Linked DNA regions of Homo sapiens: all the other regions are linked to region 2. Evidence: chromatin contacts called from ENCODE Hi-C data. All regions are on one chromosome and are shown on one strand. Each heading gives the region's core, a stretch centred on a gene start or an enhancer-like site at or near the end of the contact. The rest is flanking DNA. Distances are from core to core; before and after follow the strand shown.

Region 1 (5,016 bases), core at 790-3,289, 7.0 Mb after region 2:
TATATTTCTGGTAGGAAGGCAAAATGATACCATTCCTATAAAATGCAATTTGGCAATATCTACCAAAATTGTATGTCTATCCTTTGCCTCATTTCTGGTAATGTGTTCTACCTGTACATATATAATGTATGCAAAGGTTATTCATCGCATTGATTAAAAATAACATGTCCTATAAGGATTAAATAAACTAAGGCATACTCTCACTGTGTAATATCCTCTAGCTCCAAAAAGAGTGATTTTGAAAGACTGGACAGCTGGTAAGATGTCCAGCTGTCTTAGTCTGTTTTCTGTTGCTTATACCAGAATACCTGAAACTGGGTAATTTATAAAGAAAAGGAATTTATATCTTAGAGTTATGAAGGCCAAGAAGTCTAAGGTCAAGGGGCCACATCTAATGAGACCCTTCTTGCTGGTGGGGACTTGCTAGAGTTCAGAAGCAGCACAGGGTATCACATGGCAAGGGAGTGACCTTCCTAACATGCTAGCTCAGGTCTCTTCCTCTTCTAATAAAGCCACATGTTCTCTCCCATGACAACCCATTAATCCATGAATAGATCAAGGGTTTTGCCCTCATGATCCAATCACCTATTTAAGGCCCACCTCTAAATACTGCCACATTAAAGATGAAGTTTCAACATGAGTTGTTTGTTTTTTTTTTTTTTTTTGAGACGGAATTTCCCTCTTGTTGCCCAGGCTGGAGTGCAGTGGTGCAATCTTGGCTCACCGTAACCTTCGCCTTCCAGCTTCAAGTGATTCTCGTGCCTCAGCCTCCCGAGTAGCTGAGATTACAGGCACGTGCCACCACACCCAGCTAATTTTTGTATTTTTAGTTGAGACGGGGTTTCTCCATGTTGGTCAGGCTGGTCTCGAACTCCCGACCTCAGGTGATCCGTCCACCTCGGCCTCCCAAAGTGCTGGGATTACAGACGTGAGCCACGGCGCCAGCCCTCAACATGAGTTTTGGAGAAGACAATTATTTCAAACCACAGTACCAGGAAAAGTGCAAAAAAAAAAAACCAAGGCAGAACAATTATGTGGTGTTGCTTGTGAGAGGTAAAATTTTATTTTATTAATATTTGCTTGTATTTGCAGAAATTCTATAAGAATACATGAGTATTGAATGTTATACAAACGCAGGCGACCATATAATCTTCCATTGAAATGGAACGGTTTCTAGAATGAAAGGGAGGATGTTATTATTATTATTATTATTTTTTGAGACCGAGTCTCGCTGTGTCTCCCAGGCTGGAGTGCAGTGGCGCGATCTCGGCTCACTGCAAACTCCGCCTCCCGGGTTCACGCCATTCTCCTGCCTCAGCCTCCCGAGTTGCTGGGACTACAGGGGTGCACCACCTACGCCCGGCTAATTTTTTTGTATTTTTAGTAGAGAACGGGGTTTCACCGTGTTAGCCAGGATGGCCTCGATCTCTTGACCTCGTGATCCGCCCGCCTCGGCTGCCCAAAGTGCTGGGATTACAGGCGTGAGCCACCGCGCCCGGCCGAAAGGGGGGATATTAATCATTACTCCAGGACGACAGAGGGAAAATCGCTTTGTACTGGACAAACTGGAATGTCTGACCAACCATTATAAAGTGCACGGAGTGGGAGGAGGAATAGGGACATTTTAATTGTATTTCTAAAAAGTATCTTCTGTGGTGAATCGGAAACAAAACTCATTCTTTACCACAGGCAGTTTAAGCGCTGCCTGAAAGATCGAAGGACGGTAAACCACAGACGTGAGAAACGGAACTTTGCGAAAACGCAGTCGTTTTATGTACCGGCTACTCATTGGAGTTACACCAGAGACTCACTACTGGAGTTCATCAGCCAATCCAAAGTCCAAGCGTGAGAGCCAGAGCCTGTAGGAGAGACCTGGGCAGGCCTCAGACCTGAGGAGTGGAGCTCCGCATCACTCAACCCTGGGGGCGGAGCTAGCCCAGGCTCCCACACCCGACGCTCTGGCCCACACAGACGCTACTCTGTAGCATCTCAGGTTCCCTCTGGCTGCACTCTGGAGGACCACACTCGTTTTCTTTTTGGCTGCCAGAGGCCCCCGCATCCACCGCTGAGCTGGGAGAAAGATGGCGGCAGCCGTGCGACAGGATTTGGCCCAGCTCATGAATTCGAGCGGCTCTCATAAAGATCTGGCTGGCAAGTGAGTATTTCCCAGGAACGCGGGAGTACAGAGGTGGGGAAAGAAAGCCACAGCCTTAATCTCCTTAGGTTGGCCACGGCTCTTGGGCGTGAAGCTAGGAGCCGGCCTGACGTCCAAGGGGGCGGGCCTGAGGTCGGCTGGGGAGGCAAATGTTGGGAGAAGCAGAAAGCTGGAGGGGACCTTGTGCAGGGGCCTTCGAGGCTATAGACTTGAAATGATTGTCAGCTTGTTCAGTTCTTGATAGAATCTTTCTGGTCCCTTAGGATTTTGGAACAGCGGTCTGAGAGACGACTGCTACCCTGGCCTTAGTAGCCTTCCCTGGTACCTCTTCCCATCGCTGGCCGGCCTCACACCGAATCTGGCCTCTCTTTGGACCTTCCTCCTCTTTTTTTTTGATTCAGAGAAATGTATATTCTGGGGCCTTGATGCTGCGTTTTTCGGGGAGATGGCTTCTTGGGGCTGGCTGAGGTTGAGGCGGTATGGCCGCTGTCATGTCGTCCAGACCATTCAGACTGTCTTCTGTGGGTCCTTGTGTTTCGGGTATTTTCTCTGCCACCAACTCTGATGGCACATAGGCGGAATGTGCTCATATCGTGGGTCAGGATGTCTACAGTAGTGATGTTTGCAGGAATCTGAATTTTGTCGAAATTTATATAGAATGCTTAGGTTCACTCCAAGTTAAAATGTGTGACGTGCCTGTTCTGCAAGCAGTTGTCAACAGTATTAAGCATAGGTAGGTAGACGTATATTGTTCATTTTCTCTTTGTAGATGTCACAGCATTTCTCTTTTGTAATGAACATGCTTTCTGTTTAAAGTATGCCTCTCTAGGCCGGGTGCAGTGGCTCACGCCTGTAATCCCAGCACTTTGAGAGGCTGAGATCACTTGAGGCCTGAGAGATCTGAGAGGGAGGATCACTTGAGGGCAGGAGTTCTAGACCAGCCTGGGCAACATAGTGAGACCCCCCCCCCCGCCGCCACCCGTCTCCGTAAATAAATAAGTAAATAAAGTATGCCTCTCAAGTTGATCTTAATGTTTACATCCTGACAGCTGAAATCACTTTGATGTATATTAATGGGATACACCTGTTCTAACCTGGTCATTGAAATTCTGACTGTTTTAAGTAGGCTAGGCTGCCTTTTCTCTGGTGGCAAACGTAATCTACTTTTATCAGTGGGAAATTCAGCCGTATATTTTGGGCTTAACTACTTTGTGCTGCATTTTCCCACTCAGGAAAATGAAGATAATAATAGGACTTATTCTTGTCTGACATTATCTGAGGACAAGATGAGTATGTGTGTGCATATATACTTACCACACTTATATCACGTAGAACAGTACCTGACATATAGAAAGTGCGGTAAGATTGTTGTTGTTACTATTAAGCTGTCAGTAAATATATATTCACTTATTGTATGGGTTGGAAATAAGTTAAATATGTCTTCATGGCTCAATCCTTTCTGCTTGTAATTTTTATATGGATGAAAGTAAAATCAGCTTATATTTTTCCCCATGCTTCCTTTACTTTTTATTTTGTTAAAGAAGAATAAGTGCATTAGTTATCAAAAGAAATAGAGCTTTGCAAGTATTTGCAGAATTCTGAAACTTAAGTATTTACTTCTTCAGGTCTGAATTGGAGATAAACAATAGTACTTAAAGCGTGCTTCAGTTATCTGTTGCTTTGTAACAAACCAAAAACTTAACCAGTGTAAAACAACTATGATTTCTCAGGATTCTATGGGTTGACTGGACTGCTTTGCTGGTCTTGTCTGGGCTCACTCATGCAGATATAGTCAGCTGGCAACACACCTGGGGCGGGACTCACATGCATATCTTGCTCTTGCCTGGATCTCTCTCTCTCTCTGCACAGTCTCTCATTCAGTAGTTTAGCTTGGGCTTTCTTAGGTGCCTATGAGAGGGGAAGTCGCAAGACCTCTTAAGGATAGCCTAGGAAGTCTCACGTCAGTTCTCTAGTACTGGTCAAAGTAAATCAGAAGACCAGCCCAGATTCAAGGGGAGGGGAAATGGAGCTTACTACTACCTCTTTAGTGGCAAAGTTACATTGCAAAGGAGCCTGGACAGAGGGAGACACGATTCATTGGAAGCCGTTACTGTAGCAGTCTACCACATGGTGTTATTGTGAAGATTAAATGAAATAATGTGCTTGATAACTGATAGCCAGTGCAGTCTTAGCCATAACTCCTTCAGAGCTGCTTTCTGAGAAAAGTCTTGGCCTTGCCTGCATTTCCTATGTGGGCAAGAATGTAGCAGGATATTTATCCTTACAACAACATCAGTTCTACCAGCTATATGCTTTAAGAGAAATACCCTTGAAATATATCAGTGTGTTTTTTTTTAATGTATTTTTTCTTGTATGTACTTTTAATGAAGGTTTTTGGGTGTTTTTTTTAGGAGCTGAGTAACAAAGGATTCCATATTAAAGAATAATGGAATACATTGTTTCTAAAACATCAATACTGTGTGTTCCTAGCAATTGGGATATCTGTAACAGTAGTTGTTCAATAAACGTGGTTGAATTAATGAATAGCTAGAAAGGGGCAGTGCTTGTATTTGAATCCAGGTTCATCTACTCTAAAAAGCTCATTTTAAACCTACCAGACTATGCTCGTTTTCTTGTTAAAAACTCAGTTAGAAATGCTTTCCCATAACTGTGAATTAACACAGCTGTCTAAAGTTTATATAAGAAATTAGCCAGAGGAAAAGCATTTCCTCCATTTTATAGGCTGCTTTTGTGCATATTATGCATTGTATTTATTATCTCACATAAAGCTTTAGAATAGGAGAGCCACAACGGAGGATAGACTTTATTGAGGATAGCCTCAAAGGCCCCTTCTAACTCAG
Region 2 (4,907 bases), core at 1,286-3,785:
AACATATGCACAGCTCTCCCTCATGTCCTTCAGGTTTTCACTCAAAGATTACTATCTCAAGAAGACCTTCCCTAACTATCCAATTTAAAACTGCAATACCCATCTCACCCCCAACATACATAAGTACTTTCCTATTGTCTTTTTTTCACAGCACTTTTCATTATTTAACATACTATATTATTTGTTACTGTATATCACCCCCTACTAGAATGTCATTTAATGAGCATAGAATTTTTATCGGTACAGCTCAATATTATGTAGTCCCAGGGCCCAGCATTGTGCCTTACATATAGCAGGTAATCAACAGTATTTGTCAAATGAACGAACTTCAGGAAATGGCACTATCATCTACCTAGACATATAAATAAAAAACCTGGGTGATCCTTCATTCCTTCTTTTTTCCTTATCCCCCACATCCACTCCACCAGAAATCCCAAGGCTCTACTAGCTCTACCTCCACGTAGAACAGCACGAATCTTTGCCCATAATTCCAATGACACCACAATCCCTTGCTTGGTTATTCTGAGATCCATTATATTAGTTACCCTGCTTCCAGTGTTGCTCCTCTACAAGCCATTCCACATGTAACTTCCAGAGTAAATTCTTAAAAAAAATATGTCAGATCATGTCACTCTCCTGCTTAAAACTCTTCAATCACTCCCCGAGGCACTCAGAGTGAAATCTAAACTCGTTAACAGGGCCTAAGAGGCTCTGAATAAGCTGACCCCTGCCTGCATTTCCTACATCATCTTCCACTGCCCTCTTCTATGCTGACTACACTTTAGCTACACTGGCTTCTTCTCTGCTTTTTTTCCACCAGTAGCTTCTGCACTTTCTATTCCTTGTACCTAAAATGATGTTTACCTGCCTGGCTCAATATCATCATTGCAGAGCCACCTTCCCTGTTTACGGGGTCTAAATCAGAAGCCTCCAATTCTAACCTATTCCCATCCAGTTTTATTTTCTTCATAATCTCTACCATAATAAGTCTACACTCACTTGAATGTAAGTCCAAGAGAAGAATGCTTTCTTATCTGTCTTATTCATTACTGTACCCCAACGCCTACCTAGAATAACAACACACAGTAGTTATATGTGATTTTGCATATATACTTAAGTGAATTAAAGAAGTAGTTATTACCCCCTTCTTACATATTAAAATACCCACATAGGCTCAGCGATTAACCTGCTTCGGTTACACAACTGGTTAACAACAGTCAGCAGCAGGAGTTATCTAACGGAATTATATAGACTCTCAACTTACCACTTTCTTTGCGAATGGCTATACAATGCTTTAAGCATCTCAAAGCCTTGCCTATGTTACTTAACTTCTTGTACTTGTTTCCTACTCTTTATTTCCACTACCTTGATCCTTGGAGAGGCTTTCTCTACTGGTGACCTAAGCCACTGAGATTGCCATGTGTTAAAAAGCACTCATAAAATACATATATGTGAAAATTTAGGGGAGGAGGGAAGTGAGAAGGGCAATGAAAAAATAAGTAATTGTGTTAGCCACTGAACAAATCACAATCTGGTAGAAGCACAAACATGTAATTGCAGCAAATGCCTAGCAGAGATACCTGTTTAATGCCCGTCTGATAAATGAGTGTCTGAAGGAAGCACCTGTCAGATTAATATATCAAAAACCACTTTCGTTTTGTCGGTACTTGGTTCAAACACCCCTAATGTTCACAACTTACATGAGGTCAGTACACAAAGCCCATCACAATGAGGGCCTAATTTTTCAACCTAATCTTTTCCCGAAGCAAATTCTGACATCCGAGTCATGCCAGTCTCCGGTAAGTTTGAATCCTGGCTTAACTAAATATACTAAGCTCCCGAGTCTGTCCGTTGTGCTTGAGAAACCCCCCCCCCCCCTTTCCTGGCACAGTCCAGGGTACACAGCCTGCTCTCAGAAACGGACGTCAATCGAAAGCATTCTAACATACGATTCATCAAAGGTTACCGACTAATTCAAGTTTGGGATTTCTGAAAAGAGGCTGAGAAATCCGCGTGGAAGTTGGTGGTTGGGTGCGGCCCATTTCTCTCTCCACTTCCGTGCGGACGAAGAAAAATATCTTAAAACAAAATGAGGTTTTAAAGGTGTTTCAGCGGCAGCAGGGCAGGTAGAAAATCCAAAGGGGCAACAGATTTTCAAGAGGTGGGGAACGAACCCTAAGGCATGTCCCGTCCCCAACCCCTTCTCTCCTCTGGAGGGACCCCTGAACCTAACAGAAGAATAGGCGGCGAGCCTGGATCCCAGCCCCACTCCATGCTTTCCCGCACCGGCGTCTCAACCATCCACTATCCGGCCTCTAGCGTCTGCCGCGCCGCACTCCCACCTCCTCGATGTAGGCCGGCGGGTCTCGCTTGATTAGATTCTGTAACTGCGGCAGGTTGCTGGGAAGCTTGTTGTTGTTTCTGTTGGACATTTTGGCTGCAGACAGACTTCGCGGCGAGCAGTTTTAAAAAAACTCAGACGGCCGGCACCCCGCAATCCCTGCCAGCTGCAGCTTGGACTCGTGTTTCCGGGTATGACCGGAAATAGCGCATGGGACTCTAGGCAGGCGACACCTTAGCGGTTCCTAAAGCGAGCTATGCTACGGAAGCCTCAGAGTGTCAAAATTACTCTCGTTGCCAAAATACTCTGTGGTGTATTGGAGAGCCAGCCACCGCCGACCCGCCCCTCGCCCTTGGGCATATGCTACTACTTAATATTGCCTTGCGTTTCTGAAAGGATCTGAAATGTAAATTTTTTCACGTGTGTTAGCATGTATCGTCATTCCGACACCCATATGAAGCACATAAATGAGGATTAATCGTTTATTTTTAATCCCGCAGTCTAAAATTAGAAACTGACGCCTGTAATCCCAGCACTTTGGGAGGCCAAGGCGGGCCTGAGGTCGGGAGTTCGAGACCGGCCTGATCCACATGGAGAAACCCCGTCTCTACTAAAATTACAAAATTAGTCGAGCGTGGTGGCGCATGCCTGTAATCCCAGCTACTAGGGAGGCTGAGGCAGGAGAATCGCTTGAACACAGGAGGCGGAGATTGCGGTAAGCCGAGATTGCACCATTTCACTCCAGCCTGGGCAACAAGAGCGAAACTCCGTATAAAAAACAAAACAAAACAAAACAAAACTGAAAAGAACCGTGGCGCTAGATAACACTATTCCCTCTTAGGAGGAAAAAAGAGCAACGAGGGTCATATAAGTTAATGTGTATGATTTTAGATATGTTTTTATTTTGGTTTTGGTTGTTTCAACTTAGCGTGACCCATACAAGGGAAAAGAGGGCTGGATAAAATGTGATCATGTTGACCATTAATAAATGCAATTAATCGTTAAAATTCAACCATCGTTATAAGCTTTGTAAGCACTCCTCAGTCAGAGTTTTTAATTCAGATCCTGGTAATTCGAAGAGGAGAATACATTTCTACAATCTCAAGGTGTAAAAAATCAATAAGGGTTGAATGAATGAGGTAGGGTGTTGTGAATTAGAGAGAGAGAAAAAAAAACCTAATTACCCACCCTGTGCCAGGCACTATTCCAAGCACTTGTATTAACTTATTTAATCCTCAGAACAACCCTCTAAAATAGGTGCTATTGTTATCTACATTTTACAGAAGAGGAAACAAGCTCAGGGAAGTTGACTGCCTCAATTCATAGCCTGTGAGGAAGATGAGATTTCAATCTAGACAGTCTTGATTGTAACTACATGAGAAAAAACATAGCCTAACAGCTGGTAGCTGGTTGCTGGTCTGGCAAAATAGCCAGACAATAGGGTTCTGCTTAACCAAAGCAATTTTATAGAACGCCAACCTCATCTGTGACGATGATAAAATGAGCCCCAAACAAAACAACTCTGTAATCACACCTGCACACAAAATAAAGAATGCTTCACAAACCATGTTATTCAGCTGCTTTTGGAGAATGACTTATTTATTAATTATCAAATCAGTTACCTGTGAAGTTAAGAAATAAATGTCAGCAATAAATCTTTTTTAAAAAGCATAGATTTAAATTAAAATTTTTTGGCTAGGTTGTTTTAGTGAGGGCAAAAAAAGTATTCTCAAAACAAAATCTGGCTAAGTGTGGTAGCTCAAGCCTGTAATCCCAGAACTTTGGGAAGCCAAGGTGGGAGAACCACTTGAGCTGGGTAGTTCAAGACTAGCCTGGGCAATATAGTGAGACCCCATCTCTACCAAAAAGTTGAAAAATCAGCCAGGCATGGTGGCACAGGCTTGTGGTCCAAGCTACTGAGGAGGCTGAAGCAAAAGGGTTGCTTGAGCCCAGGAGGTTAAGGTTGCAGTGAAGCACTGCACACCAGCCTGGGCAATACAGTGAGACCCTGTCTCAAAAAAAAAAAAAAAAGAAAAAAGACTGCGTACAGGTACTTGAAAATGTCTGGTGTATTGAAACAATAGCCATAAGTTTGGTGTGACTAAAGGCTGGGAGGGCAGGGTGCAGCAGGGAAAGAGCTGAGAAGGTTATATTGTCCTGATATGAAAGGCTTTAATTGCTATTCTAAGGAGGGCATATAGGTCAGTTCATTTTACCTCCAGCAGCATGGAAGGCAGGATTTGTTTTTGATAAATGAGAACTCTAAGACTAAGAGTGGCTAACTGAATATATATTTTTCAGATGTTAAATAATTTGGGTATCTAAGGCCAACATCTCTGCTTTCATGTGAAATTCCATCCTTTATTTTTAAAATTATAATGTATTTATTTTATAGCTTTATTAAGATATAATTGATGTACAACAAACTACCCAGTGAACAATTTGATAAGTTTTGACATATGTATGTACCCATAAAACCATCATCACAATCAAAATAATGACTATATCCATCATCCCCAAACGTTCCTTGTGCCTCATCATCCCCAGACAAACACACATCTGCTTT
Region 3 (4,896 bases), core at 2,397-4,896, 6.9 Mb after region 2:
TCCAAGTTAGCATGAGATTCTAGAAGTAGAAATAATTATGTAACAAATAATGATATAACAATAATTTCAAAACTCCATGGCTTTCTGAAACAAAAGACAGAACTCAAACAATGAAAAATTCGGCAACACAAAAGGGTAGGTCCTCAACAAGCAAGATACCAACCCTAGAAAGCAAGAAGTCTATACCTGCTTTCATAGAGTTATTATGAGAAATAAATATTGTTTAAGAAAACCAACTCTTTCTATATACTGTATATAAAAAGCTTAGCAGCCTGGGCAACATGGTAAAACCCTGTCTCTACCAAATATACAAAAAAAAATTAGCCAGGTGTAGTGGTACATGCATGTGGTCCCAGCTACTTAGGAAGCTGAGGTGGGAAGATTGCTTGGGCCTGGAAGACAGAGGTTGCAATAAGCTGAGATTGCGCCACTGCACTCCAGCCTGGGTGACAGAGTGAGACCCCATCTCAAAAAATAAAATAAAATGAAATGAAATTAAAAAAAGCTCAGCATAATTTGTGGCCCATAGTAACTGGCCAATAAATAAATATCTGTTATTATTCTTTCCAAGTGGACAATTAATGAGATTATATACCATAAAATAGGTAGATTTCATTAAAGCCTTAATAAATGTTTTTTACTTGGACAATCCTCCATTTCCAACTCACTGCTATAGTTCCAGGAATACTTAATACATTTAAAATAGAAAGATATACTACCTTCCCTGCATATTTTGAGTAATTATCTTCCAAGACCCATGTATCTTTTCTCAACATCTCTGAGAGTACAATTCCTGAAAAGAGATATTTTCTTTTAAAATTTTTTGTGCAATAGTCAATGCCTTTGCAAATAACACTATCTTTAATACAGCTTACATATCCTCATTTAAGTATTCAATAATCACAACGGTTCATTATGTGAACAGCAGTGAAAAGGTTTAATCACTGGATATGAAGTTACTAGAAGAAGCAATGATATAACCAAATGATCAGATTGAGAACTTCCATGTCAACAGTAAAATAATCACAACAACAAAAAAAGTATAGATAAGTTATAAACAAATGTAAAGATACAAAAATACAACTAAGAAAAAAAAATTCCATCTATAAAGGATTACTTATTTCCTATGCAGAAGTAAATATCTAGAGCAGTGACCCCTTGCGGCTATTGCCTTCATTTAAGTAAATCTGTTCTGATAAAAGCAGTTTTCAGAAATTCATCTGAAATTAACAATTAAAGGAATGTTGTCAGAATAATGTAGGAAGCACACTATTTCATCTTTAGGAAAGGCAAATAGTTGCAATCCAATTAAACAGGAAAGAAAACAGCCCTCATTTCAGATGATGAACTGGCAGCAGTACTTTCAACTCTACCTTAAGAAAATGGCAAGTGAATGCCTGTATCTGCAAACTTTTGAGTCCTTAAGAAAAGGCAAACACCACGATGAGACAGCCACTTCACATGCACAAAAATGTGGAGAAACTGGCAGCCTCATCCACTGCTGGTGGGAATGTAAAATGGTGCAGCCACTAGGGAAAATAATCTGGCACTTCCTCAAGAAGCTAAACACAGTTATCTTATGACTCACCAATTCCACTCTTAGGTGTGTAATCAGGAAAATGAAAACATTTGTCCACACAAAAACTTGTACACAAATGTTCATAATAGTAAAAAAAAAAATTGGAAAACCCAAATGTCCACCAACTGTTGAACGGATAAACAAAATCTGCTACATCCATAAAATGGAGTACGATTCAGCAATAAAAAATAAAGTACTGATACGTGCTATAAGATGGATGAACTCTGAAAACATTCCAAGTGAAAGAAGCCAGTCACAAAGACCATATATTAGTTCATAATTCCACTTACATGAAGTGTACAGAGCAGGCAGAGGCACACGGAAACTAAATTAGTGTTTGCTGAGCGGGGTGGGGGAATATTTGGAGGTGCTGCTAGTAAGAATGAGGTTTCTTTCTGGAGTGATGAAAATGTTCTAATATTGATTGTGACTGTTCCACAATTCTGTGCATATACTAAAACCCACTGAATTGTACACTTTAAACCAATTAGTTGTGTGGTATGAGAATTATATCTGAGTAAAACTGTTACAAAAATATAAGGCAACTAATTTTTTCCTTAAAGATAGCTAAAAACAATGTTATTTTTATTCAGCCTCACTCGGGTCTTAATTGGTTGAGCAGGAAAAGGCTCTAACAGCCCAACCAACTTACAGTATTTAAATCCAGTTCTTACTCTCTGCACACACCTTACAGCCAAAAAGTATTTGCCCTGCACATCCCCCAGGGACCAATTTTTCCAAAGTTCCTTGACCATCTATCCTTAGGCCATGTGACTTTTAAGGAACCATAACCAAAAGCTATTAATTCCATTCAGAGAAGATACAAGCATATTATAATGGAAAACTGGTGTGAATAAGTAATACCTTAATATGTATCTTCGGCTGTAATCTGGACAAAGTAAACACAAAGGGGAAAAAGAAGCAATCTTGTTAGGCCTGGATATTTGGAATTATTTTTGTGTGCTATACAAAGAAACGGAAAAGTTGCAAACCCTTCTCTGTTTTCTGTATGCTAAGGATCTCCTTCTCAGAGACAAAAACCCACTGGCCCGTTTCCTTCTCTAAGCAAATTGAAATCTCTTCCTCAAACATAAGAGCTTATAACTAAGACATTGTTCTAAGCTCTATCTCCTGAAAGCTATTCATAATGCCTCATTCCCAACCAAAACCACTTAATTGCCCCTTGTCCCCTGCCCCTATTACTACTGAGGAGCCCCAAGAACCTTACCTTATTTCCTTCATTGTGGCAAAGTGTTTCAGAAAAGGGTTCCTTGAATTAAAAGTCGGCGTATCCTATTTGACTCCTGCTCCTCCGGTATCACATACCTACAGCCAACCATGCCAAGAGCTTCCCCATTATCTCCGCATCGGAGAGCTACAAGATAAAGCGCAAGAACACGACACGCATCTCAGTAAATCATATATTTTTGGCCCGACTCTGTCTTCAACACACCTAAGGCACCGTGTTTTATCCCTCTTCCATACCCTTTCCTCCCGATATCCTCCAGTTTCAGAGACCGCACCCGGAGACCCATTGGCAGGTTCCTGGATTCGCCTCAATTTTGGTCCTGCCTCTCTGCTTCGCATTTTCAGGCTTGGCCTCACAAGAAGGACGATGGCGCCAGATTGTGCCAGAATGGGTGAAAACAGAAGGAAAATAAACCGGTTGCAGCAAAACCCACTATTCCGCCTCCAACGCGGAGGGAGGAGCGGTCAAATGCACGTCTTCAGGCTCAGGCCCTTCCGATTGGCTGCTGGGACACAACGTGGCCTGTCATTGGCTACGGCACCGGCGCAGGGCCTTCGGAGAGGAAGTGTGGAAGTCCCGCGCCTCTAAAGCCCGCCTTTCGTGACAAATAAAGGTCGTAGCCGCAGAGTCAACGGGCGGAGCTAAAGTGGTCGTGATTCATGCTGTCGCGGGAACCCCGAAGGTGGGGCCCCACGTAACAAGAAGATGACCCGAAGTTGCTCCGCAGTGGGCTGCAGCACCCGTGACACCGTGCTCAGCCGGGAGCGCGGCCTCTCCTTCCACCAGTGCGTATGGGAGCAGCCTCGAAGCCTTCGAACTCCCTGCGGGGCCCGGCGGGCCGTGGCGTGGCGTGGGGCGGGGCCGGGCCGCACTGTGGGTCGCGCCGCGTGTGTGACGCGACGTGACGTGCGCAGCGTCGGGGCGTGGGAGCGGAATTGGGGCACTGTGAGAATTGAGATTCTCTCTCTTCCCGCCCAGTGTTTACCTCTGAATAGCCGGTTCTCGCACCGCCTACCGCTTTAAGGAGAGTTACGCGAAAGGAGTCCTCCATTAATTGGATGGTCTTATTATTTGAAGTGAGGAGGCCGAAAGGGAAGGCAGTTTAGGACAACGGTTGAAGTGTGTGTGTGGCGTCTTCCTGAGCACGAGTACAGATCAGTTTTCTCCTGTACTGCCTGACATTGCAAGTTCTTAAGTGCTGTTAGCCGAGCTGTGCAAGGCCGGTCCGATTCTGGCTGGATTTGATCATGGCAGGGAAGTTTCATTTGGCTCGACAGTGGGGAAGAATTTCAGATCAGTCTTATCTGAACTCATATCCATGGTTCAGACTGGTATAGGTCATTCAGTATTCAGGGTACACTAGCAAGTAGAAAAGTGGGTAAAATAGATCCTCACAGACAAAAGGAGCAGATTTATGGAAAGATCAAAAAGAACTTTATGGTTGGAAAGGGGGGGTAGGAAGAGGGTAGTTAGGAATGGCATGGGAAAATGTAAAGGATAGAAAGTGCAAATATAGAGGAGTGGAAAAGTACCTGAGAAACCATTTTAAAAATGTAAATGCCAGGTTAAGGAGTTTAGAGTATGTATGGTAGGCTATGTATAAAATTCATTGATTTTTTTTTTTTTTTGTTTTCTATTTTTTAAATAGGGCTGATTCCTCCACCTAAATTGTTAGCAGTGTGAACCAACTCATTGTGTATGTGAGACCATAATTGATTTGGGATTTTTCTTGTGATAGAGGTAGTTTTAAACTAGGGAGACATGAATTCCAATTTTAATTGAGTATTTACTGATGTCTGTACTTGGCTCTGGGTCTTGGTTTCTTCTTCTGTAAGAGGAATAAAAACCTGCCTTGTAGAATTTTGTAAAACTAAAACGTAAGACTTTATAGCATATGTAACGCACAAGGTAAATGCTTTAAAAATGGTATTATTACCAAATTAATTTTTTCCAGAACTCAAAACTAGTTATGCTAGTTAGATTACAATATTTCCCAACATTTTCCTTCTTTTTTTTTTTTTTTTTTTTGGAGACGGGGTCTCACTTTGTCGCCCAGGCTGGAGAGCAG

What was found. Hi-C counts contacts between places; a loop is a spot of excess contacts on that map. Pooled maps may share reads with other maps.
Region 1: a loop to region 2 is called in a pooled map, with 14 times the contacts of the local background. The contact joins the promoter of COPS4 here to the promoter of SDAD1 in region 2. A Hi-C loop is called at or near these places in 5 of 50 pooled maps.
Region 3: a pooled map shows a loop between it and region 2 (7-fold over the local background). The contact joins the promoter of THAP9-AS1 here to the promoter of SDAD1 in region 2. A Hi-C loop is called at or near these places in 5 of 50 pooled maps.

What each region holds. Positions count from the first base shown.
Region 1 is chr4:83,033,144-83,038,159 of GRCh38, forward strand. COPS4 (COP9 signalosome subunit 4) reads left to right here and starts at 2,040. Exons shown (of 10, transcript NM_016129.3): 1 at 2,040-2,155. The coding sequence starts at 2,082. RefSeq lists enhancers at 1,560-1,679, 1,753-2,047, 1,810-2,159, 2,260-2,309, 2,350-2,409 and 2 more.
Region 2 is chr4:75,988,410-75,993,316 of GRCh38, forward strand. It overlaps SDAD1 (SDA1 domain containing 1), which reads right to left and starts at 2,536. Exons shown (of 22, transcript NM_018115.4): 1 at 2,343-2,536. The coding sequence starts at 2,432. The region is part of intron 1 of SDAD1-AS1 (SDAD1 antisense RNA 1); the gene reads left to right.
Region 3 is chr4:82,897,270-82,902,165 of GRCh38, forward strand. It overlaps THAP9-AS1 (THAP9 antisense RNA 1), which reads right to left and starts at 3,647. Exons shown (of 4, transcript NR_034077.1): 1 at 3,065-3,647; 2 at 2,808-2,954. It overlaps THAP9 (THAP domain containing 9), which reads left to right and starts at 3,466. Exons shown (of 5, transcript NM_024672.6): 1 at 3,466-3,613. The coding sequence starts at 3,534. SNORD144 (small nucleolar RNA, C/D box 144) reads right to left here and starts at 956; the gene lies at 871-956. It also overlaps a transcript of SEC31A not described here. RefSeq lists enhancers at 2,911-3,430, 3,046-3,165, 3,431-3,950 and a silencer at 3,476-3,825.